2 separate regions of the Homo sapiens genome follow, and region 2 is linked to region 1. Evidence: chromatin contacts called from ENCODE Hi-C data. All regions are on one chromosome and are shown on one strand. The core of a region is the stretch at or near the end of the contact, and the rest is flanking DNA. Distances in the headings are between cores, read along the strand shown.

Region 1 (2,801 bases), core at 275-2,774:
CTGAATAAATCAGAGCCAAGAGATGATAAAGAGAAGTCTGAAGCCAATGTTGGTGGTGCTCCCGGATTCAGCCACACTAGAAGCCAGCTCAACCCCATTTTAGGTAAATCAATTTGAGTTCAGTTTCCATTACCGAAACTGAAAGAAGTGCTCACTTTTACAAGGAATGGCACTCAAATTCTACCAGTAGGGGAGGCGCCTGTGGAAAATGGCTTCCCCTCTCTCAGCCTTTCACTGGACTTTCCTTTGAGGTAAAAAAGACTCTACCAGCTGGTGTAGAAAAGACTCTTCTGCTCCTAAAAGGCTGTGAGTCTATAAATCTAGCACAGATCACCTTGGCCCCCTAAAGACCACCTGAGGCCTACAGCCTAACTCATCATTATCCACTTGCCTGACTCCATTTCCAGCACTTCACTTACAGGAAGCTCCTTCCAGATGGAAGTTCTCCACCCCTCCCACATACTTCCACAGGGTGGGTCTGGTTTTCTGCTCACCCTTAACAAGCTGTGGCAACGGCAAATCCAGGTCAAGGTAGGTTTGGGACCCCCCTACTCACAAACACAAGCAGGAGCCATGGTCTGTGTTCAGCAAGAAAGCCTGGCCATGCTGCAAAGTGAGTGCATTCATGTCTCAAGTGGTTAGCAGGTGGGTGACCCCTTGGGGATGGCCAGGGAGTCTGGCCTGTGGCCTCCATGAACTCTGAACACCTCTCTCCGTCTCCCACTTTGTCAGAGGCTCTGATAAGTACATCCTGGTTATGGCAGGGGAATAAACTAAAACATGTTTAACTTGAGGCCGGGAAATTATCTGTCTCACCCTCCTATGCCCAAGGAGAGCCCAGGGCAGGCTACTGGGGGGATTTTCCTGGAGATTATACCAAAATATTCCCTTACACAGCCTCTGAAACCATTTGGGTAGGGAGGGGCCCGCGACCGTCTATCCTTGTGGCGGTGACAGATCAGTAGAGTGAATTGCAGGAGTCAGTATTGTCGAGATTGTAACTTGAGGTTTAGATTCCTGGGTAACAGAAGCGAGGGCAAAGGCTCGCCCACCTCCCCGGACACGAAGAGGGGCCAACTTCCTCCAAGAACGGGGCCTTCCCGCGGGCCAGGAACTGTGACGGCCGCCGCCCCCTCAGGCCGAGTGCAGCAGTTCCGCGGGCATACGCGTCCAGGAACCAGACTCGGGCCGCCCCGTGCCCACCGACCCTCCGGAAACGAACCGGATCTCGCCCGGCCTCATGGACCCCTTCCCCCGGCTCCTGTTCCGGGGCTCCGGCGAGCGCGGCCCTCGCCAGACTGCGGCGGGCCGGGCTCCTCACCCGCGCGTCCCTGCCCGCCGAGGTGCAACACGCGCGGCCGCGCAGCGAGGGCTGCACGCTGCCCGGACGCCGGCTGCCGGCGGAGTGCCCTCACCTTACTCGCGGTGGCTTTCTGGAGGCTGCCATTCGGCGGTGACGTGCCCCAGCCCACGTCAGGGGAGCGCAGACCAGCTGATCACCCGCGGAAGGGCCGGCGCGAAGGAGGCGCGAGAGCCGGCGGGCGGGCGGGCGGGCTAGCGCCGGGTCGGCCACGCCCTCGCCCGTGGCGGGCGCTGGCGCCGCGGCCCCGCCCACACGCAGGCCCCGCCCACACTCCCGGACCTGGGGTTCGCGGCCGCAGCGCCTGCGGCCCAGAGCGGGGCCTGCCCTTCCACACCAGTCCGCATTGCCTCTCCCTGCAGCGAGCGGGGAAAGGACGCAGTGCTGCTGAGTGTCTTCATTTTTGTTCGTTTTTGTCGTCATTCCTCAAAGAGGAAAAAGGGCTTTGCCGAATAAAGGGGCTACTGTCCCAGGGATTTTCCGGCTTAATTTAGGAGGGCTGAGAAGAGAGGGACGTGGCCGGCTCCGGAAGAACCTCGACAGGGTCTTCGAGGCTTTGGAACAGGGTCTCAAGCTTTAGAAATGTCCCCAAAAGTATGTTCCCAGAGAGCTTCAAAATCCAGCTCTCCGCTCCGCTTGGATAGTAAATAGCCCCTTCAAACTTAACGTCCAAACGGAACTCCTGGAACTCCCAATGCACCGAAGCAAAGCAAAAACGTTCTCCACCAGTCTTCTTTGCCATCTCAATCAATGGCTACTCTATTCTTAAGAGGCAAAATTTAGGAATCCTCCCTGCCTCTTCTCTTTCACACCCCACATCTAATCTGCCAGCAAAATCTTGTTGGCCCTGCCTCCAAAATAGACCCCTAATCTGGCCGTGTCACACCACCTCCACCTCCTACCCTCTGATGTGCATCAGAGGGTTGTACCACCCCACCCGTGTGGTTACAGCAGCCCCCCAAATATCCCCTCACCATCCCGCACCTGCACAGTCCAGCCTGAACAAAGCCGCCAGACCAGTCCTTTGAAGCGTGACACCAGGTCACTTCTTTGCTCAGCACTTTCCATTAATTTCTCGTTTCACGCAGCATAAAAGCTCCATTTGATCTACCCCCAGCCACATTTCCTCCTGTTCTCACCTTCCTCACTCTTCTTCAGCTGAAATGGCCTCCTGGCTCTCCTTGAAAAAGCAGGGTACACTCATGTCCCAGGGCTTTTGGACTTGCTCATCCCCCAAATATTGAGGCTCCCTTCCTCATTTTCCTTCAAGTCTTCGTTCAAGTATCACCTACCCTGACCATCCTATTTAAATTTGTAAATCATTCCAATATTCCTAATCCGCCTTACCCTACTTCATTTTTTCCATAGCACTTACCACCTTTTAACAGGATTCTTTTAATGTACTTATGTGTACTGTATTCTTCCCCCTCTCCTGCCACCA
Region 2 (2,700 bases), core at 121-2,620, 850 kb after region 1:
TCAGTTCTCTTTGGCAGGTTTTGAGCCGTTCTAATAAGTCCAGCATGAAAGGCAGGCCTCTCGTGTCAGTTCTAAACCCACCAGCTGCCCCATTGTGACTGCATAGTCCCCTGGTTCTGAGACTGTGCTCTGCCTGATAAGCGACGTACGGAGCACAGTGGACTGAAAGCCCGGGGATCTGATACCAAACATGTTAGTTAAACTCATGTTTAACTAACCCAAACTCATGTTTAACTGGCCCAAAGGAAGTAGGCCCAGAAATGTGGTTTTTGGAGCTCCCTTTAATGAACGTGTAAACAGAGGATAGAATATTGGCCTTACAGTTTAAAAACCCTCCTTCAAGTCCCAGTCAAGTCCCTTATTCACTGGATGACCTCACACGGTTCATCTGATCTTTCTTGGTCTCAGTCTTCTTACTATAGACTGGAAATGGTCATATTTGACTTAGCTGTCCATATGGCTGTTCTGGAGATGAGACAGCTAATGAAGTGAGAACACTCATTAACACACCAACTGAAAAACACAAAACAAAAGAGAGATGATAGGATTATATTGCTGTTATGAATCATTCCAAGAGGTGTCATGGTGATATGAATCATCATATGGTAATGTCATGGCTAAGGCCCAAACACAGAATAGCAGCATTGACCCAGTAGTCTCGAAATTAGTCACAGAGGCCAAGCTAGTGAAGACCCAGCAGCCCTATTGTTATCAAGAAAGAGCACTATCCAAAAGGTGTGTGGCCTCATCTTCTCCTTGCAAAGAGAGAATTCATCTGGTATATGTTGATAGGCGTGTATCCGACCACAGCTACCTCCATCAGCCCTGAGGACAGAGGCAGCCTGCATTCCAGTCCCAGCTCTTCTCTGTCTCGGTGTGTGACTTAGGCGGTTTCACAGAGGACGCCAACTTCATTGGCTTTTGCGGTTTTTTGTTTGTTTGTTTTTTGTTGTTTTCTTTTTGTTTGTTTTGTTTTGTTTTTGTCTGTAGAATGAGTGAGTTAAACTAAATTGTCTGTAAGGCCTCAGCTCACTCTTAAAGTGTGATCACTAGCTAGAGTTTGAACTTTAGCCCCAATATGACTGTTGTGTTGTCATTGTCACCTTTGTAACCTGACATTCAGGAATGTCCCTCTCTAGTTCATATTCTGACCTAGCTTCTGAAAGCATTATAGCAGAGTTGAGAATTTTTGATCTAGGAAAGATAAATATTAAAAAGAAATTCCCACCAAAATACCATAAATAAGGAATGTTTTAAAGAAAAATGGTTCAGAAGGAAGGAAAACTATAATGTAGTTCTTGTTAGTTAAGTTGACATTAATCCTCTCTTTGCTTTAAGTCTCTCCTGTGTTGACACTAGCAGAATGTGTCATAAAGACATGGAAAGATCATAAATTCTCAACTCTGCTCTAAAGATCTGACCTTCAGCGTTGCATTTATTTGGCCACACCTTTATAGTGTGGTCATACCTAGAAAATATTTTCTTGCCTGGTCATCAGCCCTCTCACCTCGATTACTTTCTATATTTTAGCACAAAAGAAGAAATGGCGCATTCACCACTCAGCCAGTTGCACTGGAAGTGAATTTAAATTCCTGAACTGGTTATCTTGGAAGATATTGTGCTTATTGCAGATGTGGCCGGTGCATGAGTTTAGGCACTACCATGCTCTGGGCTGTGGTTCTTGGCTCCTGCTTCTGGATGGCTGGACATTACCAGGAGAGAGCCTGCTGATACATCTACGCACATTCACTCTACTGCACTTCAGCTGTGTCCTTGTTATTCCACAGCCCTTTAAGTCCTGGTTCACCAACCAGATGTTAAGACTCTCTTGGATCCCTCAAATCCCATCCCCATGCCTGCTGCCTCCTCTCTCAGCAGTTGCCCACTCCTTATCTTCTAATCCTCTTTTCTCCCTATGATGATGATAGTGACCCTGTAGCTCCAACTACTGGGTCCTCACAGTCAGTCCACTCCTGCAGAGGAAACTGGAGGGTGACCAGGAACCTTCAAGTCAATGTGGGCCACAGACAGGAACCGTCTTTAAAAGATGGTTAAATGCCCGTGGTTTACGTAGGTTGGCTTTCTTTAAGCAAATAAAGGAAATGCATTGCTTCATGTCCAGCAAAGTACAGGGTGGATTCAGGAGAAGCTGGCTCAAGGCATTCCTAGGAAGTCATCAAGGAGCTGCCTGTACCTCTGTCTTCAGGCCAGCATCTTCTGAGTTGGCTTTATTCTCAAGCAGGCTGTCATTAAGTGATGGCTTAACAACAATTTAGCAACCATGGCATGACAGAGAATCATGCCTGATAGCTCTAACAAAGTATCCGAGAGTGTTCCCCCATGAGCCAATCACTGTTGCCAGAGGGATGTGGTTCTTGGACTGGCCAGGTCTGAGACACGTTGCTTGGGCCCCTATTTGTGCAGAATTGGCCCCTGACTACATTCCCAGAGGGTCTTTGGATGTTTGGTCAGATGGTCTGTACTCTGGGGGGATCAATTCATACCAGCAAGGTCCAGTCAGCCCCTACACCTACCACCGCCTCTCTAGTGGAAGCCACTTTTGCATCTAATTGTCTTGGGAATTGTGTTGGTTTTCTATTGCTGCTGTAACAAATTGCCACAAATTTAATGGCTTATAATAACATACATGTATTATCTTACAGTTCTGGAGGCCATAAGTCCAAAACCAGCCTCACTGGA

Evidence for each region. A loop is a pair of places that touch in the nucleus more often than their neighbours do. Pooled maps may share reads with other maps.
Region 2: a pooled map shows a loop between it and region 1 (2.7-fold over the local background). The contact joins the enhancer-like site here to the promoter of XPNPEP1 in region 1. A Hi-C loop is called at or near these places in 2 of 37 single-sample maps with no recorded cell type and 6 of 50 pooled maps.

What each region holds. Positions count from the first base shown.
Region 1 is chr10:109,921,987-109,924,787 of GRCh38, forward strand. XPNPEP1 (X-prolyl aminopeptidase 1) reads right to left here and starts at 1,525. Exons shown (of 21, transcript NM_020383.4): 1 at 1,416-1,525. The coding sequence starts at 1,447. RefSeq lists a silencer at 1,201-1,740.
Region 2 is chr10:110,773,726-110,776,425 of GRCh38, forward strand. All of the region lies in intron 1 of RBM20 (RNA binding motif protein 20), which reads left to right. Among named protein-coding and RNA genes, the nearest start is that of PDCD4-AS1, 96 kb to the right of the region's middle. RefSeq lists enhancers at 758-1,957, 848-1,037. Within about 2 kb of position 1,371, at least 4 of the 41 ENCODE cell types and tissues checked have a DNase peak (open chromatin) inside an H3K27ac peak, as active enhancers do.